Regions from separate parts of the Homo sapiens genome. Here region 2 is linked to region 1. The links are chromatin loops, found by intact Hi-C in ENCODE. Cell type or tissue: endothelial cell of umbilical vein. All regions are shown on one strand. Links, peaks and the distances in the headings refer to the core of each region. The heading gives the core; the rest is flanking DNA.

What was found. A loop is a pair of places that touch in the nucleus more often than their neighbours do. Peaks named below come from ENCODE experiments on the same cell type or tissue, not always from the same donor. Only the 100,000 strongest peaks of a DNase experiment are listed, where the experiment ranks them.
Region 2: it touches region 1 in a loop (9-fold over the local background); 2 of 110 quality-filtered maps call a loop at or near these places.

Annotation. Positions count from the first base shown.
Region 1 is chr4:183,255,166-183,271,183 of GRCh38, forward strand. WWC2 (WW and C2 domain containing 2) reads left to right here. Exons shown (of 23, transcript NM_024949.6): 10 at 4,474-4,563; 11 at 5,745-6,367; 12 at 9,813-9,942; 13 at 10,523-10,603; 14 at 10,700-10,786; 15 at 13,806-13,998; 16 at 15,915-16,018. Among named protein-coding and RNA genes, the nearest start is that of WWC2-AS1, 23 kb to the left of the region's middle. RefSeq lists a silencer at 1,733-1,792. In endothelial cell of umbilical vein, for the core only: CTCF peaks have their summits at 6,888 (motif pointing left) and 7,476 (motif pointing left); DNase peaks (open chromatin) are centred at 6,906 and 7,436; H3K27ac peaks cover 334 bases.
Region 2 is chr4:183,355,263-183,371,280 of GRCh38, forward strand. No RefSeq gene overlaps it. Among named protein-coding and RNA genes, the nearest start is that of CLDN24, 41 kb to the left of the region's middle. RefSeq lists an enhancer at 2,863-3,363. In endothelial cell of umbilical vein, for the core only: no CTCF peak of the experiment used is centred there; a DNase peak (open chromatin) is centred at 8,099.

The sequences.
Region 1 (16,018 bases), core at 2,705-10,704:
TCTGCCCTCTTAATAATTCTCATCTTTGCCTCCATTTCCCCTTCTTTTCTTCCCTTCTTGTTCTGGCTTTTCTGTCTAATTTTGCTGACCAAACGGTCAGCCTGAGGGAAGTGTCAGCCAGGCTGGCAAAGCAAGGCCCCATCTGACAAAGACCAAAAGGAACAAAAAGAGTAAGAAGGCAAGGGAGAATTAATTTGTTTTTGTTGTTGTTGTTGCTGTTGTTTTTCTGAATTACCCTGATGTGTCTAAATTTGTATACCTAAAGTTTCTAGCTACGGATAGTCATCAGTAGCTATGATGAAATGGGTAGCTTTTATGTGGCCCATGTATAAAACAGCAATGATGTTTCATACTACTACATAGCATTTACATATTATAAAATTTTATATAATCATACGTGTCTAATGTGCCACGTCCATCTCAGCTGTTCTACTTTGTAGTAGGTGAATCTAGGAAGGACTTACAAACAGATTTGTTCTGGCAGAGAAAGAAGACATATTTGTTTGTCTTAGTTTTTATTGAGGTGGCGTCTTGCTTGCCTTTTTTATTAGGAGTAGAGCTTCCAAAAAATGACTCATGATATAACATTAAAGATAGCAATTTGTTCCTGAGAACCTAAACTTTGACTTTTTCCTAAGTACCTAAACTTTATACTTTTGTTTGCACACACATAGTAACTCAAAATTCCAGTGAAATAGGAGGCTTTTTTTCCTTTTTTTTTTTTTTAACGAACAGCCCAAACCTCACCAGAGACAGTAGGCTTGAACTCATTAGGAAGAGGAGCTATAAGATATTTATTTTAAAAATTATTTATTTAGTGAGATCCAGCCACTGGGTTTGTGTCATCTGGGGAGTAAGTGGTGTGGATATGATACCTCCATGGCCCTGTCTCCCATGATTGGATGTTAGCAGGAAGGGAAACATGTATTTTATATATGTAGTATGTTGACTTTCTGAGTTACCTGGAAGAGCCAGGTCATTTAGTATTCCAAATAAGTGGATACTAGTTTCCTTATCAGTGTCTATGGCCAAAGGCAAATCCTCATACTTACATTGCCATCAAAGGTTGAAGGACTCAGACATTCTTGCTTGATCAGCTTAAAGCTTTCTAACTCCTATCCTGGGATGCTCAAAGTGACTCAGTAGTTCACATGTCCAGAAGAGCAGAACCTGCTGCCATTGGGAACACTGAATCCTTTCTTTCCCAAGTAGATACAACCTCGTCTGGCTTTGGGTTTTGCTGTTGCTATTATGGTTTTGCTTTCTATTCCCCCATGCTCTGGCATTTTTTCTTATGGCTTCACCCTTTCGTGTCTTCCTCCTGTGTGTGTGGGTTTCTGCTCTGCTCATTGCTGCTGTTGCACTGACGCCGGGAGTTTAAGAGGGAAGAGAACGCCCTTGCCAGCAGTGTCTCCTCAGTGTCAAAGCAGGGCTGGCTGGAGCTTCTTTTGGGAAGTAGGATTTGCTGTGTGAAACTCAGTTTCATCATAGAACAGATTGTGTGCCACCAACCCCAAATCCTTCCTTTTCTTCTTGGTACCTACATGACTGTCAAAGCTACCTGCCGTATTCCCCAACATATTCCTGTTTTCCACTTATATTTGGGGTTCCCATTATTTCAGGGGTGACCTCTGGCAAGATTCCGAGTCATTGCTGAACGTTGGTGTCTGAAGGAGCTAGATGCACATGAATTTTCAGTCTCTGAGTGTGATCCTACAGCCCCCCCCCCCCCCCCCCCGGCTCTGTTCCTGCCCCCACAGGGCTGCAGTGTCGCCCACTGGGCCTGATGGCAGCGACTGTGCTCGCCACCTGGTGGTGGGAAAGAGGTGCTCATGGTGAAGCATTGCCAGGCCTAAAGAGAAATTGCTCGCAAATGAAAAAAACCATGCAGGGAAGGTGTTTCTATGCATCTTTCGTATTCTTCCCATGCAGTTATTGAAATTCCTTAAACTCTGTGCTTTCCTATAGCTGGTAAGATCTTAACATTGCTCCTTGTTTTATCACAAGTGTTGGGGGTTTGCCTTGTAATTGCCAAGACGTCTTAATTGTTTCTTAATTATTTGAATGTTTTTGCCACTGCTTCTGAAAAATTTTTTAAAGCAAATAGGTGGGGGCATGAGTGTCACTTAGTTTTGAGTGGAAAAGGGACTTCCTGCTTCTATAGATGACATGAAATTTTCCCTAGGTGCAGAATTCTGAGTTCAGGAGAAACCAGGCTGTGCTTCTCTCCTGCAGGGCACTGAGGGCAGAGTCAGGCAGGTGTGAAGGCCCACACTTCACAAAGGGCAGCTTGAAAGGGGATGTGGAGCAGATGGGCCAGGGGGAGGAATCTTTTAAGGGCCAAGTAGAGGAAACCCTTTCTCATCCAGCAGACCAACAGGCAGGAGTTGGAGAAGAACCTAGAGAGACAGGTGTGCACCCTTTTGAGAGGGCTGATGTCTGCAATTTCTTCTAACCCCTGGTTATGGGGAAGTTGGGGAGAGCATTTCACATGAAATACACGTGGATTCTGAGGAAGACTTCAGGCTTTCGCTAGGAGAGGCTTTGGTGATAACATCAGAGACAAACTGCGGCCCACTAGGAGGGTTTCTGTGCCTCTCCCCAGTGCCTTCCTCATGCTTCTCCCAGGGAAGGTTTCATCTCAACACCAGCAAGAACGGAGGGACTGGCCAGGGCACCCTGTGCTGCAGGGAGAAAGGGCTGATGTCTGCATTCTGGGATTGTAGGAGCTAAGTGGGAAACGTGAACAAGAACACAAAGACAGGCATCTGTGGTTCAAAGCAGACATTAAAGGGCTGGAAGAGCAGCTGCCGAGCATCACCTGGAGAAGGCTGAGGACGCTCCCTAGTGATGGAGAAGGGACAGCACTGAAAGTGTGGCTCAGGGTCACATTCTGACGTCATCCTGGTGCCTCCTGAAAGCATTAGAAAAAGGCTTCATTTTAATAAAAGCAATATTGAGTTTTAAAACTTCCTTCCGAAGTGTTTCTCTTGTTTCAGAAGACATGGATTTTAGTAGAGTTTGGGGCTTTCTTCAGACCTTTGTGCACTTTTAATTCAGTTAGTCTACTTCATATTACTTTTTTCCTCGTTGAGTTTTTATTTATATTTGAAAGATTTTTAAAATGACCGCTGCTTTTAAAAATACACCTTTGAAAGCCATGAATTAAGAATTTATCGCGCTTTTGAAGTATTAAAGAAAATGGCAAGAATTACTTTTTTTAGTTTAACATATAATGGAATAGTGTTGTTGACACATCAAAGGGATAGATACCTATAAATAAAATATGGGCATGTTTCCTTACTGCCAAAAACATATATAACATTTCAAAGAGATTAGAAATTAAGGAAATTTTATTTTTCTCCAAAGAAAAGTGGCTAGTTTTTATATCACCACTTTTCAGGGCATGCTGAGGCTTTGAACAAGTCAGATTTGTTTTTCTTCTCTGTCAAGCACTTTCTCATACATTACTCCATTGATCCCTTTAACAGCCTTACCAGGGAGACACAGGGGAATTATAGTCACCATTTTACAGATGAGAAAAGTAAGACCCTTGATTCAGCGACTTACCAAGGATATGCAGCTAGTAAGCTGCAAATCAAGATTAGAAACCCAGGTGCCCTTTTTCTGAATTCCATTCTGCTGCTTACTGCTCTGAACTACTTTATTTCATGATGTCTAAAGACCTTCACACGACATAGACTATACTTGCACAGACTCTTAGTTGCATAAACCCCTGGGTACTTGGTATATTTTAAAATGACTTACTATTCAAGTATACAGTTCTATAATGCTGTACTCTTAAAAAAAAGAAAAACTTTTGCAGTTGAATGTGGATGAAATTTTATGATAGTCCGACGCGGATGATGAGATGTGCTGTAGCTCGGAAGGGGAATCACTTTTAGGTCATCCTCTTCCCTAAACAGTTGAGCCCAAATTAGCCCACAATGGTATTGTGGACTAAAATTGTTTCTTAATTGCTAATTCTTATCAAATCAGGGTTGGGAATGTTATCACTAAATACTATGTTGGAACAAGCGTTACTAAATTCGGTATTTAGGGTGACCTTTACTGTTGCTGTGAAATGTTTTAGGAAAGGGTTCCCAGGTCACAGATCTGTGTCAGGATTCTAGTCTTTGGTTAGTTTTTTGTTTCCTTGGTTATTTTCCTCCTCACTCTTCTTCCCCAACTCAAAGGACCATATTACTTACCCATTTAAAAAGATTCTAGGCTACCAGCAATTTTAAATTCTCAGTGACATGGTGATGGGGCATAACGCTCCCTCCCCATCCTTCAGCTTGGCTCGTGCAGCTCTGCCCCCCACACTTCTTGCCGGTGTCCTGTTTTCTGTCTGTGGAGCCCATTCACATTTTTCCCTTGTGATCTGTAATGTTTGTACAATGAGAATCTTTCTTTCCTTTTAGTTTTCATATTTTGTTATAATCATTTGAAAATAATTTTTTTTCTTCCTAGATTGAGATTGGAAGAGAGAAGAAAAGAGCTGCTACAGAAACTTGAAGAAACTACTAAATTAACTACTTATTTGCATTCACAACTTAAAAGGTGAGCTTATCAGATTTTTGAGGGGAAAGCTTTTCTCCGAATAGCATGTTCTTGTTCATCTTTGATTACTTTTCACTTTATTTCCAACTACTTTAAATAAAATCATTATAGTAGCACAGTTACTGTTTGAGTGATCAGATTTAAAGTCACATTTTCTTTTGCATGAACCCAGTGTCATATTTGGAATACATTTGAAATATGTTATAGAAAGAAGATATGTTTTAGCTGTCAGTACATTTAGGATAATAACGCATTTTTCCCATTGCCCCATTTTTTAAAAAGGGAAAGTGGAGGAGCTTTGCCTTAAAATAGCCATAGATTTCCTTACATTGATGAGAAAAATACTCACTCCTCACATTCACACACAAAGAGGAAACGTGAGCGAACCCAAGGGTCTTTTGTGTGACTTCTTTCTTTTTATAAGCTTGCCTTCTTTTCTCTAAAAATAAAAAGCTTTTTTTTTAATAAAAAACTACATTAACGCTTTTGCCCTGTTTTTTCTTGCTTTCAATATTTTTTAATGGCAAAGTGGCTTCTAGATGTCTATGCAAATAAACTTATCAACAGGTATTTGATTCCTTTTATTTTTGCAAAAGGAGGATAATGTTTAATAAGAATAGATTTGCTACTTAAAGAGTATTTGGAGAGCAAGGCTGAAAAGGTTAACGAAGAAGCATAGACATGGTATACAGTTAGGTGCCACATGATGACTTTTTGGTCAAGGGCAGACTGCATATATGATGGTGGTCCCGTAAGATTGTAATACTGTATTTTTACTGTGCTTTTTCTAGTTTAGCTATGTTTAGATACACAAATACTACCATTGTGTTATAATTGCCTACAGTATTCAGAACAGCAACTGCTGTGCAGGTTCGTAGCCTGGGAGCAATAGGCTATACCACATAGCTTGGGTGTGCAGTAGGCTGTACCGTCTAGGTTTGTGTAAGTACACTCTGTGATGTTTGCACAGTGATGAAATCACCTAACCATGCATTTCTCAGAACTAGACCAGGTCGTTAACTGACACACGGCCGTAATATAGGGAGTTCCTCTGTCCCTGGCCATTGATTCCATTCTTTAGCAGGTTTCTTCCCTCTGCAGATCTGAAGGAGCCAGTAGAGATTGTGATTAGGTTTTCCATTTTGTAACAGATTTTATGGTGTGTGCTTTTTGTCTTTCAGCCTCTCTGCCAGCACCCTGTCCATGTCATCTGGGAGCAGCCTGGGTTCCCTGGCATCGAGTCGGGGCTCTCTGAACACCTCCAGCAGAGGGTCACTCAACTCCCTCAGTTCCACCGAACTCTATTACAGCAGTCAAAGTGATCAGATAGATGTGGATTATCAGTATAAACTGGACTTCCTTCTGCAAGAGAAAAGCGGTTACATTCCTTCTGGACCCATCACCACCATCCATGAAAACGAGGTGGTCAAGTCCCCTAGCCAGCCTGGCCAGAGTGGACTCTGTGGAGTGGCAGCTGCAGCAACAGGCCACACTCCTCCACTGGCTGAGGCCCCGAAGTCTGTGGCCTCCCTGTCCTCGAGGTCCTCCCTTTCCTCCTTGTCTCCTCCAGGCTCTCCCTTGGTTTTGGAAGGCACGTTTCCCATGTCTTCTTCTCATGATGCCTCTCTCCATCAGTTCACTGCTGACTTTGAAGACTGTGAGTTGAGTAGCCATTTTGCAGATATCAGCCTCATCGAAAATCAGATTTTGCTGGATTCTGATTCAGGAGGAGCCTCCCAGTCTCTTTCAGAGGATAAAGACCTTAATGAATGTGCTAGGGAGCCATTATATGAAGGAACTGCAGGTAAATGCAGCCCTTTGCTTTCATGTATTCCCTGTTAGTGATTTTAAGGAGAATGATTGGAGCATTATTTTTCCATATAAACAAAGGGTATGATTCCCCTTCTCTTTCTTTTGAGTAATCGTTTTGGCTTCATTTAAGAAGGAGCTTTTATTTATATACCTAGATATTTTTCATTATCAAATAAAAATTACCTTCCCTATTTAGTAGACTTAATCATTTAGTACCTGCTCAGTTGTCCAGAGACACTCTGTGTGTGGTAGCTGACTGGGAACATATGTTGTGAACATATTTCCAAGTAGATTCCAGTTCTGAAATAGCAAGGCAAAGAAGAGGATTTTCTTTTAAAAGTTGGCCTAAAACAGATTAAAACCAAGGCAATTAACATAGTAGCTAATTAGTACCAAGGTTCAGTGTTTAGATTGTTCAGGGAATTCTATATAAATACAGTTTTTGTTTCAAGCCAGACTCCTTTTCTGGCGAAAAGTTAATTTAAAACAGCAGGTTGCAGTGTATGGTATTACCCTGCCACCTTCTGGCCAGGTTAACAGTTGCAGCCCCGGGAAGGGATTACTAGAGATTGTAGTTCTTAGGCCTGCATTTGTATTCAAAAAGACAGAAACAGGAAAAATATCATTTTTTTGTTTGTTTGTTTGTTTTCCTTTGCAAAGCAGGAACTTTGAATATGTTAGATATGATTGTAAAGAGCACAAGATGTTTCCCTTGTTGGCAGATGATCACTGTTGGTCTGAGGAGGATGATCTGTTCCAGAGCTAGCTTGAGACAAAATGTGAAATAAAAGCCCCAGTGCTCATCTACAGCTGTCCTGTTCACAGCTACATGTTTTACTGACCACACAAAACAGGGCAGGGCTCTTTAGAAGTGCTCTCTTCCTGTTCCCAGAAGCATTTTTATTTGTATGTATGGTCCTAAGAATTCTGAGTAATTGATTGGCCAATTCAGATATGTAAAGACATTGACAAATCCACCTTGTTTCTACGGTTTCAAATACTGAAGAGCCAAGTGCTGTGCCCTGTCAGTGGCCTGGGCCTGTGGGAGGGCCCATGAGACATTTGTGTGGTTTGTGCGCCCTCTCCTGGGGAGATGTCAAAGCTACAAGTAGCAGGTTATGGAAATAACCACAAAGAAAATAACCAGGGGAATGGTGTGTGTACATAATGGCCCCAACAAAACAGAAAGCCGCGTGGGGCCTTCACCACTGCTTCTGGGAAGGAGTACGGTGTGTGTGCGTGCGTGCGTGCGTGTGTGTGTGTGTGTTAGGGGGTGCATACCACTCCTGGAACCAGCCAAGCCTCCACTCACATTTTAGTCACCAACGTGTTTGGGTAAGCACACTACCCAATCTCTCAGGATTATGATTCCTTATCTGCAAAATGGGGTTGCTACAGTAATCCTTGTGTCAGGCTGAAGGATTTAATGCAGTGATAACATGTGAAGCACTTAACCGTGTCTGGCACTCAGCACACAGTTCATGGTAATTATTAGTACTCTGTGACAGTGATGATGATAAGTAATAAACTCTGGCTAAACACAGTTCTTACTGTAAACCATGGAAAGCTATGAGAAGAAGAAAGAGAAGAAAATGGAATGTTCTGTGCCAGCGTTCCTTCCTGTGCTTTGAACTTACATCTTTTGACCTTTCAAGGTAGTTTTGCTCTTCCTGTATTTGGAGTGGTATCTAGTGACCACTTCTAACATTCAGCCAATTTGGAGGGGCAGTAAGTGAGGCTGGATGCTGGAGAAGAGGGGAGAGAGTGATGAGGGAAAAAGTTGCCTAAAGTCTGTCACCCACCCAGTAACCCTGAGGTCTGGGAGTCCTGTCTTGCAAGTGTGTCTGGTTGGCCCATGCCTTGCTCCTGACACTTGGGTCTTGCTGTGTCTGAAAAGTTTGTGGATGGAGACAGTATCTCTGAACCTTTGTGAAACAGTTTTTAACTTTTTAAATGCATATATTAGAAAACTGCTGTTAAAAAGTTACCCTAAGAGAAAATACATCCAAGAGCTTTGATTGCAGATAATATTCAGTTGCATGTCTGAAAACAAGTGAAAGCGTATATTTAACCATAAAGGCTAATTCTCACAAATTAGCTGGGCATGGTGGTAGACATCTGTAGTCCCAGGAGGCTGAGGCAGGAGGATGTCAAGGCTGCGACGAGCTGAGATTGCACCACTGCACTCCAGCCTAGGTGACAGGAGTGAGACCTTGTCTCAAAAAAAGGAAAGATGAATTATCTTCAAGTCACCAGCACTTTTTTTCAGGGGACGTCTGCCCTGCATGTGGGGTGGTGGCTCCCTATCAGGGACGTTTGTCATCTCCCTCAGTGCTCTAGAGGCTTAGGCAGGTAAAGTCAAGTCCCTTTTACGTAAACTTTGCTGTCCAGTGCCAGTCCCTGCTGGATGACACCAACCACGTTGGAATAACTGCAAAGGCCTTCCGCAGTCAGTCACTGTCATTGTCAAAGTCAATTTCAGGCTGCTGTGGTTATTCCTGGGGGTAATCAATAAATCATGTCATCACCTTCACCCTTCACAAAGGGGGGTGGGCGGAGAGAAGGCACTTCATCATCAAGGAAAAAGCATTCCCACTGCCAGAAATAAAGTGGAAAATGCAGCAATCAATCCTGTAATCTGAAGCCTTAAAACTTAAACATCTTCACAAGATGTAAAGTCACGGCTCAGAAGGGGGCCAAAATGCATACCAATACAGATCCCTGCGCTCACTCTCACTCACTGGAGGATGAAAGAGCACCACAGGCTTGCAGCTCATTACAGTACAGAGCACAGCCTTAAATGAATGTTCCTTGCTCACTGCAGGATGCTGGTGTATGAATATGAGTTCGAGATAAAAGTTAAGTGGTCATTGGTACTAAAGATTCAGTAGCACAAAAAGTTTTTTAATGGTATTGGCTGGTGAGGAGTTCCTGTGAGTCAAAGACATTTTTTCTTTATTTCTGTTAGAATAGTAGCACAGGAGATGTAGGATATGGCATGTGGAGAGAAGGGGAGACCAAAAGAGGTGGAAACTTATCCATTGAGTAGCTAGAAGCTCTCTCTGTGATAGAAATGTCACTTGAGGGAGATAGATCATTTCCTATTCCTGAATATATGAACACTGCAGTGAATGCTTGAAAGAAAGAGACTAAGGACCAATGAGAATTTGTGTAATTCATCCCTTCCCTTAAAATATTTCAGGACAAAGAAAAACCATATTCTCTTCCAAGTAATGACTGAAAAAACTGGCGTCCCAGGAATCTTATAAGTCATAGTGCCTTGAGTTGTTTACAGCTGTAGATTTGAATATTAACATCCTTGACTCCCAGAAGGAAATCTTATTTTGGATTGCTCATGACCAAACTATGTATGTATTTAATACTTAACTTTTCCAAATAAGACATTCTGATTAGTGCTCTCACCCTCCCCTCCATAGATGTGGAAAAATCATTACCAAAAAGAAGAGTGATCCACTTGCTTGGGGAGAAAACCACTTGTGTGTCGGCTGCTGTGTCTGATGAGTCTGTGGCTGGAGACAGTGGGGTCTATGAAGCTTTCGTGAAACAGTAAGGATTCAGCAGGGGCGCTTTTAGCTCCAGCGAATCTCCATCGCCGTGGATGTGGGTTATATGCTGTAAATGGACTGCTACCATTAGTCCGCTCTTTGGCTTAGTAAGGACTTTAGCCGTTAAAGAAGTGGTGTGCCTGAAAAGTTCAGTATATCAAAAATGACTTAGCCATGGAAATTATCGATAAACAGATTGGTGTACCCAGAGGCAATTGACCCTCTTTAGAATTTAAAAACCTTGAATTTAGTGGGAATATTGGAAGAATTCACCAGACCCTGTTTGGCACATGAAGCTTCTCACGTGTATTTCTGAAAGTCTGAAATGTCTCAAGGGTGTGGTATATTTCTAGTAATAAGGAAAGTAGTCATCAGAGAGGCTTTGCCCTAAAGCCCAGAGGCGGGCTCTTCTTGAAAAGAGCCTCTGAAACAGTAAGCTTTCGCTGGGATCAGTTCCACTGGGAGGGCATAGGAGTGCTGTTAATTTGGATTTTCATTCAGAATCACTAAGTGGCAAACTGTTAACCATAACAATCGATAACCCCATTAATTAACTGTTCATCTACTCCCTGTCCATATAGACCTAGTGAAATGGAAGATGTCACATACAGTGAAGAGGATGTAGCCATTGTAGAGACCGCCCAGGTTCAGATAGGACTCAGGTAAGGAATGTACGTGGGAAAGGAGCAGTTCTGACATCTGTGCAGGGCAAGTGGCCTGTGGTGATTCCTGACTTCATTTAGCCTCTCTTTTGACAGATACAATGCAAAAAGTTCAAGTTTCATGGTGATTATAGCACAGCTCCGAAACCTTCATGCCTTCTTGATACCTCATACTTCAAAAGTGTAAGTAAAATCAGCGAAGATCAAATTGAGGAACTTAAACATTTCCATGTAAGAGAATTTTACACTGTAATCATACAGTTCATCAAAATGAAGATACGGAAAAGACATAGCAGGGCTGATCATGTCTAAATGAATGGCAGATAAAGATGAGAAGGGAAATGTGAGGAAGACATATTGAGTTTTAATTCTTACTCAACTGATTCTTTCTAAGAGTAGAAGCCAAGACATTTAATCTCTTTTTTGTAACCAGAAGCACTGTTTTATGCTGTGTTGGAATTTGATTGAAATATGGGTAAAATTTTTGTTTTTGTGTAATTGTTACTACTGTTGTTTAAGGAATTTTCTAATCTTTTACATTAAAATGTAGTGATTAAATTTTATGTATCTGTACAACATTGCCAGTCAAACATTTTATCATGCTACATGTAAGAGTATGTTTTTATCATCAAGCATTTACTTCCCTGTGACCAGTGAGTTCTTAAAGTTATTTCACTTCATCAAACCAAGAATCCCAACAAAGTGATGACATAATGCTACACAGTCCATTGCTTAGAGACTTTTTGCTTCCTGACAGATAAGCCTAAAGATCTCATGACAAATAAGTCTGGAAGTCTTAGACACCACCATTCACATTTTCTGACATCAGAGTTTCAGTGACTCTGAAGGGCTCATGGCTGGAAAGTACCAGGAAGAATCCAGACTTCGACTTAGCACTATGACGTAGAATCCGGAATATGCATGTCCACTCTGCATTGAAACTTCCTGTAAGAAGTGGATCTTAATAATATTTTGAATATGCAGTGCAAGGCTTTGGAAATTTAAAAAGAGCTGTTGAGGGGTGATCCCCAAGACTCTATACCCAGCCAGGTGAATGTTTTCCTTAATGATAGAGTATATTCCTTAGTGATAAGACTTTTAATAGAATAAATTAAAGAGTTCTGCATGTTTTTCCTACAGAGTTGCTTGTAAGTTCACCTCCTAACATTCCAATAATCATCAGAAAGAAGAAACTGGATCTAAGAGAAAAAGAACTAGATAGAAATTATGTAGTTGACAATAGAAGAATAGAGATAGTGGCTTTCTTTTTTTTTTTTTAAGAGATGGGGTCTCACTGGGTTGCCCAGGCTGGTCTTGAACTCCCTGGGCTCTCCCACCTTGGTCTCCCAAAGTGCTGGGATTACAGGCGTGAGCCACCGAGCCCAGCCAAGATAGTAGATTTTAATGTGTTGACAAGCATCAAAGCTGGAGGTAGGATAGGATTCCAGGAGGAGGGTGAGCTTAGAGAACTTCCTGAATCAAAGTGTGGACTGTCCACATCATTAGTGAGACCAGTGAGGAGAGCAGGCATCACATAGAAGTGCCTAGATCAACGCAGAGAGCCTGCTTCCCAAATGCGAGATGAAAAACACCAGTCAGCGGTGTCCAGGAAGACTGGCTTGATATAAACTGTGACTTCTCCCTACCAGTAGATAAGCTGTGATGTTGGAGCATGCCATTGGTGGCCTTTTAGTAAAGCAAATCATGGAGAAGACAAGTCTACCAGAGACTGAAACAATAAACAGTGAGAACTAATGCACAACTTCAGGAGAAAACTACAGAACACCCCAAGAACACACACCTTCTTTAAACTCACTGTAAGGGTGCACCTGCAATATGCTCTACTTCAACTAAACCAATCACAGTCATTCTCACTTACCTCATAGGATGTCACCAAGTCCCTTCTGGAGGCATGGTGATACCTGCGTAGTGTAGGACCAGTGAAATACTCAGCCCAACCAATGAGCAGACATTTGCTCTTCGGCTCCCCAGCTAATGTGCAGGCACTTGTTGAGTTGGTGCGAACCTTCCTGACATATATAGCAATCTTTCCTTAAACCCACATGTAAAAGCCTTGGCCTAAATAATGACACTGCTAAACATGACAGCTAGTATGAAATATTCTTAAAATTGTTCTTTTTTTTCCCAACCTCAAAAGTTATTTTTTGATTATTAATTGTGACAAGCAGAAAAGATTTTCTTCTGCTGAATCTTCGGCCTCCCAGGGACAGTGAGCTGTGTCTTAGTAAGGCTCTTTAATCAACAGCAGTGGGCTTCAGGCCCACTAGGTTTTCATTGCTGAATCTCCATAATTAATATTGATATGAAATACAAAATAATATGACATTCCTCAGTTCTGCATTTGAATTACAGTTTTTCTAACGGAGAAAGGCATGTTTTAGAATCTAGATTAGACAAGCCTGGAAATGGGGGTGGAGGGGATAGACTTAGCGGTATTCTCTTCCTGGGATTTAAAGGAAGTTACCTCACGCTCTTTCTAAGAATTGTGGGTCCTCATACAATGTGTGCTCAGAAGAGTCACTTTAAGGTAGTATTAGAAGTTATTGTTTTTCTATAACTCTTCCTCTGAATTTTACAAAGCACGGGACTCTTAAAACAGTTTGTCGTATCTCAGAATTTGGAGATGCTAGACAGTGATATTTTTGAACCGTTGTTTCATCTGTTTTAAATTTTCTTAACAATATGCTACTGAGCCTTTCTTTTTCTCTAGTAGGATAATGTATTCCATTCCTGGGAGGTGATCATCAGCATCTCTTGTTTAATACTCAGGATGAGGATTCTGTGAGATAAAGTCACCAGTATCTACTTAGTGTGTTCCCACCTTCCCAGGCTCAGAAATAACTTATTTTGGAATTGGCTGTCCATGGGGCAGGTGGGACGTTAAATTCGTCTGCCCTACGGATTTTCTTCCTCTTCACTTTCCTATCATGTGCCTTTGCTGCAGTCTCGTGGTGAGTGGAGGCTGGGCCATTGCATGCTCAGGGGCGTAGTCAGCTCGGGTGGGTTAAGGACAGAGCATCTATGCAGCTGAGCACGGACCCGTGATGGCAGCAACACTTTAGATTGATCTTGAACTCCACGATCCCTCATTTTCTCTCTTTGCAGATAATTTCAAATGATAGCTGTGAATCTGGTATAATTAAAGTACCTATGAAATCCATTTTATTCTTGTTCTTTGCAGATATTTTAGGGTTGCCGTTCTTCCTTCCTCAACTGATGTCAGCTGTCTGTTTCGCACAAAAGTTCATCCGCCCACAGAATCCATTTTATTCAATGATGTGTTCAGAGTCGCCATTTCCCAAACAGCCTTACAACAGAAGACACTGAGGGTAGACCTTTGCTCTGTCAGTAAACACCGAAGGGAAGAATGCCTGGTAGGATTCTTCATAATTCCCATTACCAAATAGCACTTAGATTGGGTGGTCTGAGGATATACTTTGTAGTTGCTATTTTGCCAGCCCTAGAAATCACTACAGACCTGCCCAACATCTTGGGATACATCTAGTGTTTGTTCATTTTTTTCTGAAGTAGTGGTTTCTGTTTATTCTCTTATTCCAGACCTTTAAAATCTGCTTATAAATTGTGATTTTCTGTAAAAGTTGCTTTCTATTTCTACCTTTTCACCACAGAAGAACTTTACCTTTGTGACAGCTATCACTCATGGAGTGTGCTTACCACTCCCAGTACCAATGCCAAGCTTTGCGTGACTGCTGTGTATATATTATCTCATTTAATCCTCATGACAACCTGATGAAAGATTGGTTATGAAATGGATGATTATCCACTATTTTCAGATAAGGAGCTGCTTAGAGAGGTAATATATTCAACGGTCATACAACTAGTAAGCGATGAAGCCAGATATCAAAAAGATATCCCCACATAATTACATAATTCACTGTTACAAATTAAAATTAAGCAAGACCACTGAGTACTATATAGTACCCTTATTCACCTCATTCTCCTCCACCACAGTATTGGAGCTTTCGGGAAGATGTGATGTTACTGTTTAAAGCAATATGACATTTAAATGCTACAGCAGAAGACTTCACAGTTAACTAATTGTGAGTTTAATACACTGTTGTGCGTAATAACCAGAAAACCATTATGTCCCAGTAAAGTTACATAAGTATTCAAATGCAGGCATCTAGAGATGTGCCATGTGTTCAGAAAACAATGTGAGTCTCCAATTGAGCTTTTCTCTGCAGTCCAGTGGGAAGCACAGAAACACATGTTTCATGATGAACAAAGTTTAAGAGGGGTAGGTTTCTTCTTAATTTTTCTTCTTGTTTTCTTTACTTGAAAAAAATATCTGATGATATTGTCTGACAATAAAGTTAGAAAGAAGCAGAGCTAACAGACTCGTTAGGCTATCAGAAAGGCTTTAGTATCATAGATGTCATATTTAGTATAATAGATGTCAGAGGCTCCCACAAAGTTCATAAATATTATATTGATAGCCTTAAAGAAGAGTGTAATTGAATTTAGATTTTGTCTATGTGTGATTTGGTGGAATATGGAAAGCCTTTATCCTTTACTTTTTTTGCCATTCTACTAACTTATGTATCTAAAGAAAACTGTTGCTTTTTGATGTCTTATTCAAGAACCAAAGTGGAGTTTTTATTTTTTTTTCAGTGGATAATGGGTTGTTTGTGAGTAAGTCACCTTTACAGCATATTATAAGAAGTACTATGAGGCCGGGTGTGGTGGGTCATGCCTGTAATCCTAGCACTTTGGGAGGCCGAGGCAGGCAGATCACCTGAGGTCAGGAGTTCGAGACCAGCCTGGCCAACATGGTGAAACCCTGTCTCTACTAAAAATACAAAAATTAGCTGGGTGTTGTGGTGCGCACCTGTAATCCCAGCTATTCAGGAGGCTGAGGTAGGAGAATCGCTTGAACCCAGGAGGTGGAGGTTGCAGTGAGCTGAGATCACACCACTGCACTTCAGCCTGGGAGTCAGAGCAAGACTCCATCTCAAAAATAATAACAATAATTTCACATTTACATAAAAGGCATGCTTAGTCATTAGGTCTTCGCAAAATGGTATCTCACAAACTAATCCCAGGATTAGCTTTTAGGTTGGGGGTTATTTCTTACTTAGTCACAGCTGAAAATATAACATATCCCCATGTTTTAAAAAATCCAGCAATGCTTTATGTCAGGAGAATTGTGTTTTTTTTACCCTAAAACAAGCTCATTCAATAATCTTTATTATATCAGAACAAATACTAATTTAAACATTTTATTTTCTCTTCCTTATTTTTTTTTCTTTGTTTTCTTTCACTTACATAGGCTGGAACTCAGATCAGCCTGGCAGATTTACCATTTTCCAGTGAGGTTTTCACTCTATGGTATAACTTGCTTCCTTCCAAGCAAATGCCTTGCAAAAAGAATGA
Region 2 (16,018 bases), core at 5,009-13,008, 100 kb after region 1:
TGAAAGAAAGACAGGTGCCACCTCTACTCCAGGGTTATCGAGAGCTTGTCTGAAATACTTTGTAATGAATGATTTAGGTCAATGAGAGGGCGATTCCAGTGAAGGAATTGTAGTATCGAGAAGGCAGGTGCGGGCAAGAGTAAGTGAATGGCCGTTATTGTCTGAGATTAAAGCAGCAAACCCTTCAAATAGAGAACGCATTGTGTGCAAGAGCTGATTAAGAACACGGCTGAAAGTGAACATCAGTGTACATGGGAGGGTTGTTCTAACTATAGAGTTTGTGATTTACTCCATGACATAGACCTTATCTTGAGTGAGTTATGATATTTTCTGGGTCTCAGCCATGAGCCCTCAATGAGCTGACCTTATTGTGGTAAAATAATCAGAGTTCAGGTTAGTCATCACCATCTATCTGGGCATGCCAAGGAAAAATAATAAATGGGCAACTGTGTAATGCTTAGATTTAATCTCATTAGGAGGCCTTCGTGGTAAAATTGTGGGAACTGAATTACAGTGAACTAACTCTGGAACCTATGCTGTAATGTCAGAATCATTCTCTTCTATTCAAAAAGCAATTATGCCTAAAATTAAAACATAACTGTTGTAAACTAGCTTCATGTTTCAAGCGGCAACCAAGCAGTTCTGAACCACGAGATGCTGAGTGAGTAGACACAAGTTGGGACTAAGGTCAAGGGGTCTGCCTCTGAGCCCCTGGGCCACTGAGAGGGCCGTTCAGGATCCCAGTGGGGCAACTAGTCCGTCCATCAAATCCAAGCCCTGCAGACAGGAAAATTAACATGCATCTAAGGCCTTACAAAATCAAACTATGGGAAAGAGGAGATGTTGAAAAAAAAGTTGAAAATGAAACTCACCATTCTAAACATGACGCCTACCCTCAGATGTGAGCCCACCTTGAGTTAGCCATGGCCGGTGGCTCTTCTTCCCTCAGGCCTAAGCCACACCTCTTCAAAACTTCAGTCTGCCTATCCTCCGAGTCTGGGTTTCCTCCAACATCGTCCCTTTCCTTCTTTCTTCCTTCCCTTCTTCCTTCCTTCCCTCCCTCCTTTCTTTCTTCCCTCCCTTTTTCTTTCTTCCTTCCCTTCTCCTTTCTGCCTCCCTCCCTTCTTTCCTCCCCCTCTCTCTCCCTTCTTTCCTTCCTCCCTCCCTCCTTTCTCCCTGCCTTCCCTTCTCCCTTCCTGCTCATCTTCCACAGGCAAACGTAGGGCGCACTCAGCCCCAAGCCCCGTTCCACGCTGCAGCACTAGACACGTCTAACGGGCACGGTTTGCAGCCTGCCTGGGCGTCCAGCAGCCATGCTCTCTCTGGACAACCAAAGGCAAGTTCTGCTGGAGCCTGACCGCCAGCTCAGTCCCCTCCGGGGTTGGTTCCCGCCATTCCTCTTGATCACCTCTCCCTCCCTCCCCACCTGGCTCTAAGGGATGGGTCGTCAGAGCCCGGAAGGGGGCAGCTGTGGAGCCGCTGCCTCTGATGATTTGTGGCTGAGACCCCGTGCAAGCGGGAGGCCCCTGCGATAGGGTTTCAGTCTGAAGAAGATCTGGAGGGAGGAGGCATTTTTTCTAAGATGTTGATGTTTGAGTAGCAGTAATAAGGACAAGTAGGGCGTATTGTTTACAGTTGAAGACAATGAATAGTCTACTTCTACTCCTCTAATCTGTGACTGTTACCCCTACAGCAAGGAGCTGACAAGACGTCCATGAAGCAAGAAGACATGGAAGGGGAGGAGCAGCCTCTCCCCCCTACTCTCCCGCCCCGCCCCGGCCTGCCCCGCCGGCACCAAACGCAAGCATCAGACTCACCTGCTCTCCGGTGTGTGTGACCAAGAACCCTGCGGGCTCCTCTCCACCCTCCACTCTCAGGAAATAACAGGAAAGATGTCTCCCTGGCATGCCTGGACTCGTGCGTTTATTCACTCAGCCCAGGAGTGCAGGTGCTCGGGTGCAGGCCTGGCCCCAGCACTTACTGGCCACATGCCTGACCTTGGGGAGGTTGCTGAAGCTTTCTATGCCTAGCTCCCTCACCTGAAAACTGTGGCTATTACTAGTCCCCACCCCCTAAGGCTGGTTGGGAGGACTAGGAGATAAGGCAGGTGAAGGGCTTGGCACACCATAGGAGTCCACTGCATGCTGTCTCTTGTTGGAGAGATGGCCATCAAACGCCTGCTATGATCCAGCGCAGGGACGTGGCCCCTTCTCCCAGCTGGAGGATGGGCAAGAAAACCACACAAGACAACCCATGCTGGCCGTCGGGGTCTGGAGGAGCAAGGTGGACGGACATCCAATCAGGCTGGGGTAGGAGAAGGGACTCAACAGAGATTTTGCAGAGGGAATGACCGATCGATTGAATTCCTAATGGTAAATTAGGCTTCACCAGGTGAGGAGAGATGGGGATGGGAAAGGGGAGAAAACTCCAGGTAACGAGTCGTTTGCCGGTGGTTCTCTAAGGTTAGAACAGATCACAAAGACTCTCTGTGGCAAAGAGGATGCAGTCGAACCGGGAAGTGTCTCTTCTGCCATGGGAAGAAATTTAAACTTTATCCCAAAAGCCAAGGGAAGACCCTGAAGGATCTTAAACAACCTGACCCCCTAAAGGTGTAACAAACCGGCATTCGATTGTCCACCCTCATCCTTATCATGTATCTGAAAGAAAACACAGGGGATTTTTTTGTTTTTGTTTTTTTGGTCTTCTCAAAAATATTTGTCGTAACACATGTCTGGGATGTGAATTGTGGCCAATTTTTCCTGAAGCAGTAGTTATGATTTTGTAGAGGCAACTGGCCAGATATTAAATGCTTGCTCCTGTGAGATTTTTTGTCCCCATCTCTTTTCTCATGTGGTACAATCATTTCCGAAAAGGACCCACCAATTGTCTTTCTTTATCCGGGTCCTCCACACGGATGGATTCGTGGCAGGGCCTTTTGCAACATTTAGGGCAAACCACTTGGCTGAGCTGTCAAGTCAGCGCGCGGGTAATCAGCAGATTTATTCGAGGAAATATATTTATGGTCCTGAATGGCTGTTAAATGGAGCCATTATCTGGCCTTCTTGCTGTTGCTACAAATGTCCCTCCAGAGCGTGGGTACCCACACTAAGCCCATGATGCTTCCAGGTCATGAATTCAAGACGGTATTTATGCTGCCTCCAGTCAATGCACACGCATGTGCTGAGGTCATGTCAGTCGCGCTTGTTGAACGCTGAGGCACAAACTCAATGCCAGATGCTTTATTAAACATTCCCAGGGCAATCAAAGGCAGAAAGAGGGAGAAAAAGGATTTGTTGAACAGCCAGTGGAGACGAGGGGTTGAAATGCCGCCCTAAATTATTCATGGCTTGCTCTGAGCTGAGGAGGAATCATAATAAGCATCCTGGGGCCATTGTAGAGGACATCATCTTTCTTCTGGCCCCAGGGGTGCCCTCTCCACAAGAGTGTAATGAGAAAAAGCCCAGCCGAGCAAGAAGCCTGGACCAGTGGACCATCTGCAAGGAACGGCAGGGCTGGAGGTCTCGGGTTGAGCTTTCTGAAGACCTGGCACAGCTGCAACGCGACCAAAATGGAAACTCTTGGTTTCCATGTTCTAGTCCCCACTTTGCAAATATGCTTTGAGACATCGATGCTTTGAAATTTCTTACAAAATGTCTGTGCTAAACCCCAGAATACCATTTCCATATGTTCTTGTTTTGCTTCCATACCTCTAAAGCTTGTACAACAGAAATGGGAACAGATTCTTAAAGAACGTACCCATTTTTATTTATTTAAAGAACTAATTTTGTATGTATAGACATAGGCATGTGTGTACAGAAATACAGAAGGGTTGCGAGTATCAGCAACTTAGATGCCTCCAAAGTCTGATATATGTGCACCTTTAATGAGGAGAGATTACTATTTCAAAAGGGAAATTCTTACAGAATTTTCACATTCTAGGGGAAAAGGCATTGTTCAATGTAGCAGGCGGCCAGTCGTGTTGACTCACACCTGTAATCCCAGCACTTTGGGAGGCCGAGGAAGGCAGATCGCTTGAGCTCAGGCATCCCAGACCAGCCTGGGCAACATGACGAAATGTGGTCTCTACAAAAAAAAAAAAAAAATAGTTGGGTGTGGTGGTGTGTGCCTGTAGTCCCAGCTACGTGGGAGACTGAGGTGGGAGGATAACCTGAGTCCAGAAAGTGTGGGCTGCAGTAAGCCAAGATTGCACCACTGTACTCCCACCTGGGTGACAGAGCGAGACCCTGTCTCCAAAAAAAAAAAAAAAGTAGGTGGCACATAGGCTTAAGAAAACATTTATGGGCCTTTTGGTCAGGAAAGATGAAGGCCCTGTCCAGTCTGGGTGACTTGGGATTAGGCAGAGGAGAGTGGGAGATGAGGGAATTAAATTGCTCAGTTCAGTAAAGTAATGAGAACTTGGGTGTTCTGGCAGTTCTAGAGGGAAAAGACTCTGTGGGCCTAGAAGATGAGAAGAGGAACAGAAGGGGCTAGAAATGGAGTGCAGGCCTCAGAAAACATAGCAGGGGGCGCTGCCAGAATGAGAAGGCCCTGGGCAGGAACAGCTGGTAGTTAGTTGCAAGTCATTGCCTAATCCGAGCAGCACGTAGGACTCCTCTTGAGCCCTAAACTTTCATCAAATCCTTGTGCTGTTAGTGCCTTGGGAAATGAAGAGAGAGGAATTGAGGCCACCAAGGAATGCAGGCCACCAAGGAACTCAGGCCACCAAGGAACACAGGCCACCAAGGAACTCAGGCCACCAAGGAATTGAGGCCACCAAGGAACTCAGGCCACCGAGGAACACAGGCCACCAAGGAACTCAGGCCACCAAGGAACACAGGCCACCAAGATGCACGAAAAGCAGGAATTTGTAACAAGAGATCATTGTGGGAACATAAGGCTGTATCCCCCACCCCCAAATCTGGGTAAGTCTCCAGAAGGCTTGGTGAGACCTTGAACCTTCTGTATCTAGAGCATGCTGGAGAGCCTCCAGCAAGTCACACGAAGATGGCAGGAAAAGGACATTCCAGGGGCTGGAGGACGTTAGGAGCATCCAGGAAGCTGACCCCAGATCCCAATCATGCATAGTTTTGTGTCAGTATCAGAAAAAGAAGAAAAGAAGTGCTTGTGAGTCATCATCTCCAGATTAGCTGTTCTGAGTCTCTACTGGGCACCAAATCAACACCTCCGTCTCCCGTTATAGACTAAATTGTGTTCCTCCAGAATTCATATGTTGAAGCCCTAACCCCCAACATGACTTGGAGAGTGGGCCTTTAAGAAGTATTATCATTAAGGTTAAATGAGGTGATAAGAATGAGGTTCTAATCTAGTAAGGCTGGTGACTGTGTAAGAAAAGGAAGAGAGACCAGAGACCTGTCTCGCTGCAAGCACAGAGGAGTGGCCGTGGGAGGGTACAGTGAGAAGGCAGATGTCTGTAAGCCAGGGAAAGAGGCCTCACCGGAAATCAACCCTGACAGGGCCTTGATCTGGGATTCTCAGCCTCCAGAACCGTGAGAAGATACATTTCTGTCATTTAAGGCACCCGTCTGTGGTATTTCATGGTGGCTGTCCAAACAGATGCACGCAGCTCCTGATGCACTTTTCTTTTCTTGGCTATTTTTTAAAATGTTGCTATAGGCCTGGAGCAGTGACTCACGCCTGTAATCCCAGCACTTTGGGAGCCCAAAGTAGGCGGATCACCTGAGGTCAGGAGTTCGAGGCCAGCCTGGCCAACATGGTGAAACCCCATCTCTACTAAAAATACAAAAATTAGCCAGACATGGTGGTGGGCGCCTGTAATCTCAGCTACTCAGGAGGCCAAAGCAGGAGAAACGCTTGAGCCCGGGAGGTGGGGGTTGCAGTAAGCTGAGATTGCACCATTGCACTCCAGCCTGGGAGACAGAGCAAGACTATGTAAAAAAAAAAAAAAGTTGCTATAGTTTGAATGTTCTGTCCCCTCCAAAACTTATGCTGAAATGCAATCCCCAATGCGACAGTATTGACAGGTATGGCATTTGGGAGGTGATTGAGACATGAGGGCTCTGCCATCATGAATGAGATTAGGTGCTCTTATAAAAGGGCTTGATGGAGGAAGTTCAACTCTCTTGCCCTTCTGCCTTCTGTGAGGACACAGCCTTCCTCCCCTCTGGAGGAGGCAGCATGAAGGCGCCATCTTGGAAGCAGAGACTGGACTCTCACCAGATTTGTCTTGGACTTCCCAGTCTCCAGAACTGTGAGAAATACATTTCTGTTTTTACTATAATTATCCAGTCTTAGGTAATTTGTTATAGCAGCACAACATGGACTAAGTAAATGCCTTTTCAGTTTTTCTGTTTGATAAAAAGAAGAGAGCTCCAGTAGGCACAGTTCCTTCTTTTTAATTTCTTCAATTAATGAGGTGCTAGTTTCCCGTTTGTCTAATTGAAGCCATTTTTCCACCTTTCACTAGTGTAACACGTAATTGCCTCATATCTGAAGAATGGCCAGATGGCACAAACAATTACAATATTTTTTTCAAAATAGAAGTGATTTTATTGGGTTTTATACTATAAGATGAATTTTTTAAGAAATATATGTCTATTTTTTTTTAAATCAGATAATACAGAAACCTAGAGAAGGAAATAAAAATACCTCATTTTCTACTACACAGCTTTTTTACTTTCTAAAAATGCAGTTGTGTGCAGTTGCATAGGTGGCTTTAGTGTGTTATAGCTCTATATTGTGAATATCTTTCCAAGTCATTAAATATGGAGCTTTATTTTAAATGGTTGCATAGTATTCTATTCTATAAATTCTCATAATTCATGTAACCAGTCTCTCATTTTTAGACTTTTTAGAAGCCATGAAGTCAAATGACCTTTGACTGACATTTCTGCACACTTAGCCAATTGTTTCCTGGGATGTATTCATCCTAGAAGAGGGATGCATTCAGTAACCCTTTAACACATGTGTTGTCTTCTAACGCACAGCTGGAATGAACACTGGAGACAGAACAATGATCCCAAAGACGGACATGGTCCCTCCTCGAGGTTTTGAGTCCAGTGGTATTACACAAGGCGCTAAAGTGTGATGAGTGTTTCCATGGGGAAATACAGAGCATTTTGGTTAAAAGGAAATGTACTTTTTTTTCTTTAGAGACAGAGTTTCCATCACAATGCACCATAACCTCAGCTCCTGGGCTCAAGCAATCCTCCCATCTCAGCCTCCAGAGTAGGTGGGTCTACAAGCATGTGCCACCATGTCAGCTAATTTTTATTTTTTAAATTTTTTGTCGAAATGGAGCCTGGCTATGTTGCCTGGGCCTGCCTCAAACTCCTGGCCTCAAGCAATCCTCCTGCCTCAGCCTCCCAAAGCGCTGGGATTACAGGCATGAGCCACTGTGCCTGGCCAGTGCACTTTTAAAAAGGCTCTTGCAGGTGGGGCACATTGGCTCACGCCTGTAATCCCAGTGCTTCGGGAGGCTGAGGCAGGAGGATCACTCGAGCTCAGGAGTTTGAGACCAGCCTGGGCAAGGTGGTGAGACCCCGACTCTACAAAAAAAAAAAAATAATAATGCTTTTTCTTTTTCTTAGCTGGTTGTTCCTCCAGGAACTTTGTGTTAATGTGTACCCGCCCCCCCCACCCACTATGGAAGCACCTGTGCCCCAGGTCTTTAGGTAACCTGCGAACTCACGTTGTCCCGTCTTTCTGGCAATCCCAAAAGCCAACATTCTCATTGCGGTGTAATAGCAACTCATTATTCAACTAGGTAAGGTTATTTTTCTATTGTCCTGAGCATTTGTAAGAAGACACTTAGCAACCCTAATTGCGTTTCAAAATGCAATTCACATTCTGAAATCATACGTAAGTCTTCGCTTGTGTATGATTTTCAAATCAAGTGAAGACTTGTGTATGATTTCAAAATGCTAATTGCTTAATTTCCCGAAGATATGCTTAAATGTCACACCTGCAGCAAATTGTTCAGAAGCTGAAATTGGTCCCTTGTAGCCTTTCTTGTCTAAACCTCCCTGACTTCACTATGCTCCATGGCATCCAGCCGTCACGTTTCCTCCCACCCACGCAGGGACTGCTTCCCGTGCTGCTCCTGCTGAGTACTACCCACCCCTGCAACTGAGAGTTTGCAGAGGCCTCTGCTGCCCCCTGGACCTCTTCTCACGAATGCATAGCTGTTCTTTACTTTCTGCACAAAGTGCATTCATGTGGAAGGCTTTGGGTGAGTGGAAAAATGGAATGAAAAGGATAAAGGGTTGTTGCTGTTGTTTTGAGACGGAGTTTCGCTCTTGTTGCCCAGGCTAGAGTGCAATGGCGTCGTAATCTCGGCTCATCGCAACCTCCGCCTCCCAGGTTCAATCGATTCTCCTGCCTCAGCCTCCTGAGTAGCTGGGATTACAGTCATGCGCCACCACGGCCGGCTAATTTTGTATTTTTAGTAGAGACAAATTTCTCCATGTTGGTCAGGCTGGCCTCGAACTCCTGACCTCAGGTGATCCACCCACCTCGGCCTCTCAAAGGGCTGGGATTACACGCCTGAGCCACTGCACCCGGCGGCAAAGGGTTTAAATAGTGATCCACTCTGGGAGAACCTGGGAAAGTTGGCAAATCCCACACCAGGTGGATGGATCCATGGCTACAGGCATATCCATCATGTGGCCCCGTAAATCAGTATGAGAAAGAAAGTGCCATTCATTCATACAACTAATATTTTTTGAGCTCCTAATCTGTGTGAAGCCTAGTATCTGAGGATATAACGTGTGTTTATAGTTCTACGAAGATCATAAATTGTTGTATTTCAGTTACTGTTATACTAGGGGACCTGCAGACCTGGAAAGCCATTCCCAGGAGGGGGCGTTGGTAGGTCCCACGAAAAGGTGAACAAGTTCATTGCATCAGTCCTCAGGGTGACCCCTCACGTGGGAAAGCAGAACTGAGGGGAAGAGCACTAGGGGGTGGGGCTTTCCTTGGAATCAAGGAGGAGACAGATGGAGGACTGACCTGAGATGGCCCTGTCACCTACCTGTCACCCGCTGCACGAGGCCGGCCCCTGCGCCTGTGAGGCTGCACTGTGCCATGGAGCGAGAATTTCCCCGTGGTAGGATCAGACCTCTGTCTCTGGAAATCTGACTTTTGTATGCTACCAACATTTTTCTGTAACTATTTCCTCTTTGCTTTTCTTTGTCAATGCCCTTTTGAAAATGCCAACTTGTCTCCTTTGTACTAAGAGACACCAAGGAAAGGAACTGTGTGCGTGCTCAGGTTGGGTAGTCCCCTGGGGACAGTGGATTAGCAGAGGAATCAAAGCCTGGGGACGATGAGGGCTTTCATCTTTCTCACAATACCATCCATCCTCTTTCTCTTCCTCTTCTTCCTGCTTCCTCTTTCTCCTCTTTCTGTTTATTTTTATCTCTGGCCACCCCTTTCCAGCCCCTCTCTAGCTCAGTGACAAGCTGAGAAAGAGCCAGACCTCCTGAGACCCCATGAAGAAACAATACTGCACAGGAAGTTTGATGGTGACCCCCAGGGCTGCCGCCAGTGGGAATCATCCTCCCAAAGCACAGAAGGGCTTACCGCAGCCCTTCCTGAATTCTTACACTTCCACGGGAGAATAATATCACTCTTTGATTTAATTATAGTAGAGCTTTGCTCTTTCCATGCAGGAAGGCCTTAGTGATAGGGCCCAGTGAGAAAATATAGAGGCTGTTCTCAGCAGACCTGATAAATCCTGAGCCACGCTGGAAGAACAGTGTCTCAGGTGTTTGATTCATTTCAACACAGTTCCTGTATTATTGGATTTTCCTTGTGATTTTGTGAGGTTTTCACGGATGGTTTGGGGTGTTTGCATTCTTGCTCTGACAGGGAAGATTTGGTTCTTTGTCTGCGCAAGAACCACACAGCATCCCGAGCCTGGAGCAAATCAACTCAAAGATACACCCATCCTGGGCAGGTGGTTTACAAGGGCAGTGCTGACAGCCAGGCACAGGTACTCGGGGTGCAGAGCGGGGACAAATCAAACCACGACCCCAGTGCTTGTTGTCAGCGTTGGCTACACATTATTGGAATTCAGAAAAGATTCAATCGTGTGCGAACTATTGTAGCTTGATTTGTTTATGGACTTTTATTTTTAGACTTTAAAAACGTTCCCAATGTTAAACTCTCCAGGCAGATGTACGGTAGCAATACAGTTACACGACCAGCAAGCTGACGACAGCCAGCCAGCTCCTAAAATGGTTTAAAACCAATCTCTGCTGTCACCTTCTCTCAGATCAAACCCAGAGTAAATATCCATAGTCTTTGCTGTCTGTCACTAAAGGTCAGAACAGATACCAAGATGTAGGAGGCTGATAGCACCAGTGCAGTTTGGAGCTGAAATCTGCCCTATAGTACCCCCAGATGAGAGCAAAGTCCTCTTTAAAAGCTCGCTAAGACCAGGCACAGTGACTCACGCCTGTAATCCCAGCACTTTGGGAGGCCGAGGTGGGTAGGTTGCTCGAGCCCAGGAGTTCGAGACCAGCCTGGGCAACGTGGCAAGATCCTGTCTCTACAAAAGATACAAAAATTAGCCAGGCGTGGAGACGTGTGCCTGTAGTTCAACCTACTTGGGAGGCTAAGGTGGGAGGATCACTTGAGCCCAGGAGGTTGAGGCTGCAGGGAGCTGTGATTGGGCCATTGCATTCCAGCCGGGGCAACAGAGTGAGACCCTGTCTCAAAAAAAAAAAGAAAAAAAAAGGCTTGCTAATTGATTTGTGAGGGCCAGCAGTTGGAATTGCCTCCCTAAGCACAAGGAAGTAATGCCCCAGCATGAAGCAAGAAGTCAGAGGACCTGGTATACAGCTAGGACTTCCCAGCTGCACAGCCTCGAGCAAGTGCGCCTTCCAGAACCTCAAGCTCCCATCTGAAAAGAGGAGAAATGATGCACACTTACAGGGTTTAGAGGGTGACATCATTCACCCAACACGTTTTTACTGGGTCCGAAATGTATGCTAGAAATTGTTTTAAGCACTGTGGATACAACTGTGAACAAGACAGATACAGGCCCTGGCTTGGTGTTTGAGGTCATGTTGGTAACACTGAGACGTGAATAGACAGTATTAATGACAGTGTCATCACTGCAGTGGGACGGGAGAAATTCAGGATGCCACAGCCCTTAACACAGCTAGGGGTTGCAGACAGCCTTCTAGCATCGAGTCTTCCACACTGAATGCCAAAGGCTGAATCAGAATGGCAGGCATTTGCAGGGAAAGTGTGCGCGATGAGGAGAGGGAGAGGACGGGAGGGGAGGGGAGGCGAGGCCCAGGCCTGGTGATTCCTGCCTCACCCCAGGTCAGTCCCGCCTTTATACCCAGCTTGGAGGGTAAGGCCCGGGGGAAGGTAGCTGGGTGAGCTAGCTAGGCGAACCTGGAGGCCACAGGCTCCCATCTCTCAAAGGCCGCATCTCCCAGAAGCAGGGCGGTGAGCAGTGCTCCCACAGAGGAAACCCGAAACATCTGCTGGTTCTGTGAGTTGGTTCGGGCAATTTATTCAGTGAATTGGTTTCTGTTAGGTCTGGAGGATACTTTTAGACAATTCAGAAGTGCTTGTCTGATCTAAAATACTCACTGACCTGGGTGGGGAAGCAATTCAGTGGCCCTGGGGTCTTATTTAACAACTCCCCGCACCGTGGACTCTGTCGCTCCTACCCATTCATGACCCCTCCTTAATTAGCCCGGGCAAGCCGTCAGGTGACCCCAGCCCCAGCCAATATCTGATGGCAGCTGCACAAGAGACCCCAAGGAGAATCACCTGCACCCAGGCAGGCCACTGAACCTGAGAGATAAACATATACTGCTGTTTTAAGCCACTAGGTTTCGGGGTGAGGGTTTGCACAGAGATAAATAACCAGAACAAAGGACAACCTCAAAGGTAGCTGTTAGCTTGGGAGGCCGAGGCAGGCGGATCACAAGGTCAGGAGATCGAGACCATCCTGGCTAACATGGTGAAACCCCGTCTCTACTAAAAACACAAAAAAATTAGCCAGGAGTGGTGGCAGGCGCCTGTAGTCCCAGCTACTTGGGAGGCTGAGGCAGGAGAATGGCATGAACCTGGGAGGCGGAGCTCGCAGTGAGCCGAGATCACACCACTGCACTCCAGCCTGGGCAGCGAGACTCCGTCTCAGGAAAAAAAAAAAAAAAAAAAAAAAAGGAACTGTTAGCACTGTGGTGGCATCAGATTTGCCAAGGCTGACACTCTGCCTAAGGAAGCTGTAGCGTAAGAAATTCTGGTTTTGTTTTTGGTGTTTGTTTGTTTGAGATGGAGTTTTGCTCTTGTCGCCCAGGCTGGAGTGCAGTGACATGATCGTGGCTCACTGCAACCTCCTTCTCCTGGGTTCAAGCAATTCTCCTTCCTCAACCTCCCAAGTAGCTGGGATTACAGGTGCCCACCATCACGCCCGGCTAATTTTTGTATTTTCAGTAGATACCGGGTTTCACCATGTTGGCCAGGCTGGTCTCAAACTCCTGACCTCAGATGATCCACTGGCCTCAGCCTCCCAAAGTGCTGGGATTACAGGCATGAGCCACTGTGCCCAGCCAAGAAATTATGTTTTAAAGAAATAAAGTAAGGCCTATAAAACCACTGTCTTATTACAGGTACAGCTTCCAAGGCACTCATAAGCATTCAGAGAGTAATACCTACTTATCAGGAGCCCCAAAACAGAATAAAGAAAAGAGAAATGTTGGAAATAACTACCTTTTAAAGATAATTAGGTGTCAAGGCAAAGCATCCTAAAATTTATAGTGTGAATAAATAAGAACATTACGCAATGACCAAAATTAGATTCTCAACCTTCCAGGAAGAAACACAGATACTAGACAGCATTAAGTACACTCACACTTCAAAAGTTACATCTCACAATCACAGTAATCCAGGTCACTTCGATCCCCAACCTGCTTTACTCGACATCAGCCAGCCTGGGGTACAACTAAGGAGAAACAGAATTGAGAGTTGAATTTTCCAGGTTGGTCATCTACACAGCTCCACTTCACCGGACAGCTGCTAAACTCCCACGTTGACACCTGTCAAGAGGAGCTTCTGCTATTTTTGCAAGTTTCAATGCTATTTGAGCACCGATACGATGCCGCAAGTAGAAAATTCCACAACTAACCTCAAGTGAGACTGACAGGTTGCAGTTAAAACACAGTCAAAACTGACCAGGCACGGTGGCTCACGCCTGTAATCCCAGCACTTTGGGAGGCCGAGGTGGGCAGATCACCTGAGGTCAGGAGTTCAAGACCAGCCTGGCCAACAGGGCGATAACCCCATCTCTACTAAAAATACAAAAATTAGCCAGGCATGGTGGCACATGCCTGTAACCCCAGCTACTTGGGAGGCTGAGGCAGGAGAATTGCTTTAACCCAGGAGGCGGAGGTTACAGTGAGCCAAGATCACGCCACTGCACTCCAGCCTGGATGACAGAGCGAGACTCTGTCTCAAAAAAAAAAAAAACAGAAAACAAAAAAAACCACCACAGTCAAAACTTTGTTTCATGCATAAAATTACTAAAACTATTGTATTAAATTACCTTCGGGCTATGTCTATAAGGTACATATGAAACAGAAACAAATTCTGTGTTTAGACTTGGGTCCCATCCCCAGGATATCTCATTATGTATATGCAAATATCCAAAATACAAAAAAATCCAAAAACCAAAACACTTCTTCCCCACCCCCAAGCCTTTCAGACAAGGGATACTCAACCTGCGGTTCAATAAGAGAATCCATTAACCCGTGCAACCACCAAAATGTATCAGAAGTAAAATAACGTGCTTTTCAGATATTATGAGAGATTGCTGAGGATTTAGAAAACACTTACACTTTTGATTTTGTAAACTAAGGCTTGTAAACCAAAGCGTCTGCCCAACTTTGGATTCTCTCAGCAGAGCATCAAAATACGATGAAAGAACTGGAGTGAGTGAACTGTAGAAAAACTGACAGCATCCAGTTGAGGGCGAGACATCACCGCACGGGGAAGCCTGCTTGGTGTGTCAGGCGGAAGAGCACTGAGAGGCCACTGCAGCTGGGTGAGTTTTGATGAGTGTGCACTGGGAGCAAGTCAGGTGGTGTTAGGGTTCTGACGAGGAGGTGGGCTGTGAGGCTGGCCTGTCTTGAGGCTAGGGAAGAATAAGGTAAAGGATGCTTTGATGTTTTTGTTTAAAGCTTTGGCTCGATAATTCAATAAGAAGATCCATTAACCCATGAAACTGTGAAAAGGTGTTTGGAGTAGAATAAAGTTGCACACTTTTTCACTATTTTGGGGGATTTAGAAAGGATTGATCCTTTTTGTTAATTGGCATTTTCTCGTAATCAAAGAGGGATGGAAGCTCCCCCTCTAATTGGCAGAAGTGAAGGAGAAAGCAGGCACGTGAAACCCATGAAAAGAGGCGGGATTGTCTTCCCTACTAAACTGTTGCTCACATGTCCTTAAAAAATTAGTGTCTCATGTACCCCATAAATATGTACACCTATTATGTACCCACAAAAATTATAAATTAAAAAAATGGTATTTCCTGGTGAATGTCTCTTAGAGAAAAAGAAAAGGCTATCTCTGACAAAGAAGTCTTCTACTTTAAAAGTTCTAGGCCGGGCATGGTGGCTCACACCTGTAATTCCTCTACTTCAGGAGGCCAAAGCAGGGAGATGGATTGAGCTCAGGAGTTCAAGACCAGCATGGGCAACATAGTGAAACTCCACCTCTACAAAAAATACAAAAATTAGCTGGGCCCAGTGGTGCCCACCTGTAGTCCCAGCTACTCAGGAGGCTAAGGTGGGAGGATTGCTTGAGCCCAGGAGGTCAAGGCTGCAGTGAGCTGAGATCACACCACTGCATTCCAGCCTGGCAACAGAGCAAGACCCAGTCTCAAAATAAATAATTGATTTTAAAAATTTAAAAAGTTCTGGCCATCCTTAGCTTTTGAGAACTGAAATGTAAAATTGTCCAGGTAAATGGATTGGTCGAGTAGAAAGAAAACAAATCAGGCATCAGGAGCTCTCAATTCTATCTTCAGCTCCAAACAAGAAAGCTGTTCCAAGCTCCATCCAGCAAAGGTGAGAGGGAGCGAGGCAGGGAAGAGCTATTGGCTATCAATGTTTTCGGAGACTCTAAGAAGTGTGAGACATTTGAGCAGTGAACATTTCAGAAATAAGAGAGATGTGATAAAAGACCAGGTGGAGGAAAACCGATGGTGTTGAGGCCGCTGAAGAGAGGCAGCTAAAAATCCCATGGAGAAGAATCAGAAAGAAAAATATAGCCAGAGAAAATGAGGGAAAGGGTGGAGTGGGAATATGTAAGTTTTTAGCGGCTCTTCAGTTAGCAATGACTCCAATATGATGAGAAAAATGAAACAGAATCCATTCAAAAGAAAAATGAGCTCACAGACCCAAAAAGAGCAATGTTTTATAGCGCATTGCAATTTTTTGTTCTAATTTTCTTTGTGATGGATGTTTTCAGTACTAGGCTCAGAAAGATATCTTTATTAATACAATATTTCTGATGGTTTCCCTTCTGTCACTAATGATGAAAGGGAAGCCACCACCCATATCAGAAAGCACTTCGGGGGATTCTGAAAGTTATGCGGCTGGGGGTAAATGCTGGCTCTTCCGTGCTTGCAGGCGCTGGTCGTGCAGGTGTTTGGGATGGGGTGGAGTGCGGGTGTTGGTACTGTAGCCATATCCCTGGCCTCACTCTCCTCCCAGTACTGCAGGTGACGTCCGGGAGGGGTGGGGCCCTCCTCCACAGCTACACTTCCCCACGCTGGGCATGCTCCACGGAAGGATGGGCGTTGATTGCCTCAGGTCTACAAGTACAGAAGGGCTGACAAGGGGATCACAAAAAGAAAGAACCCGGGACCCATCTAGAAGCAAAATGAGCTCATAGAGAAAGGCAGAAATTAAGCAAATGTAAAGATTTACAGGCTATATGGCCTGAGGGGAAAGAAGGCTTGAGCTCTGCTGGAAAATTTCCTCCTGCCAGGTGAGGTCAGCTTTTTGTTCTG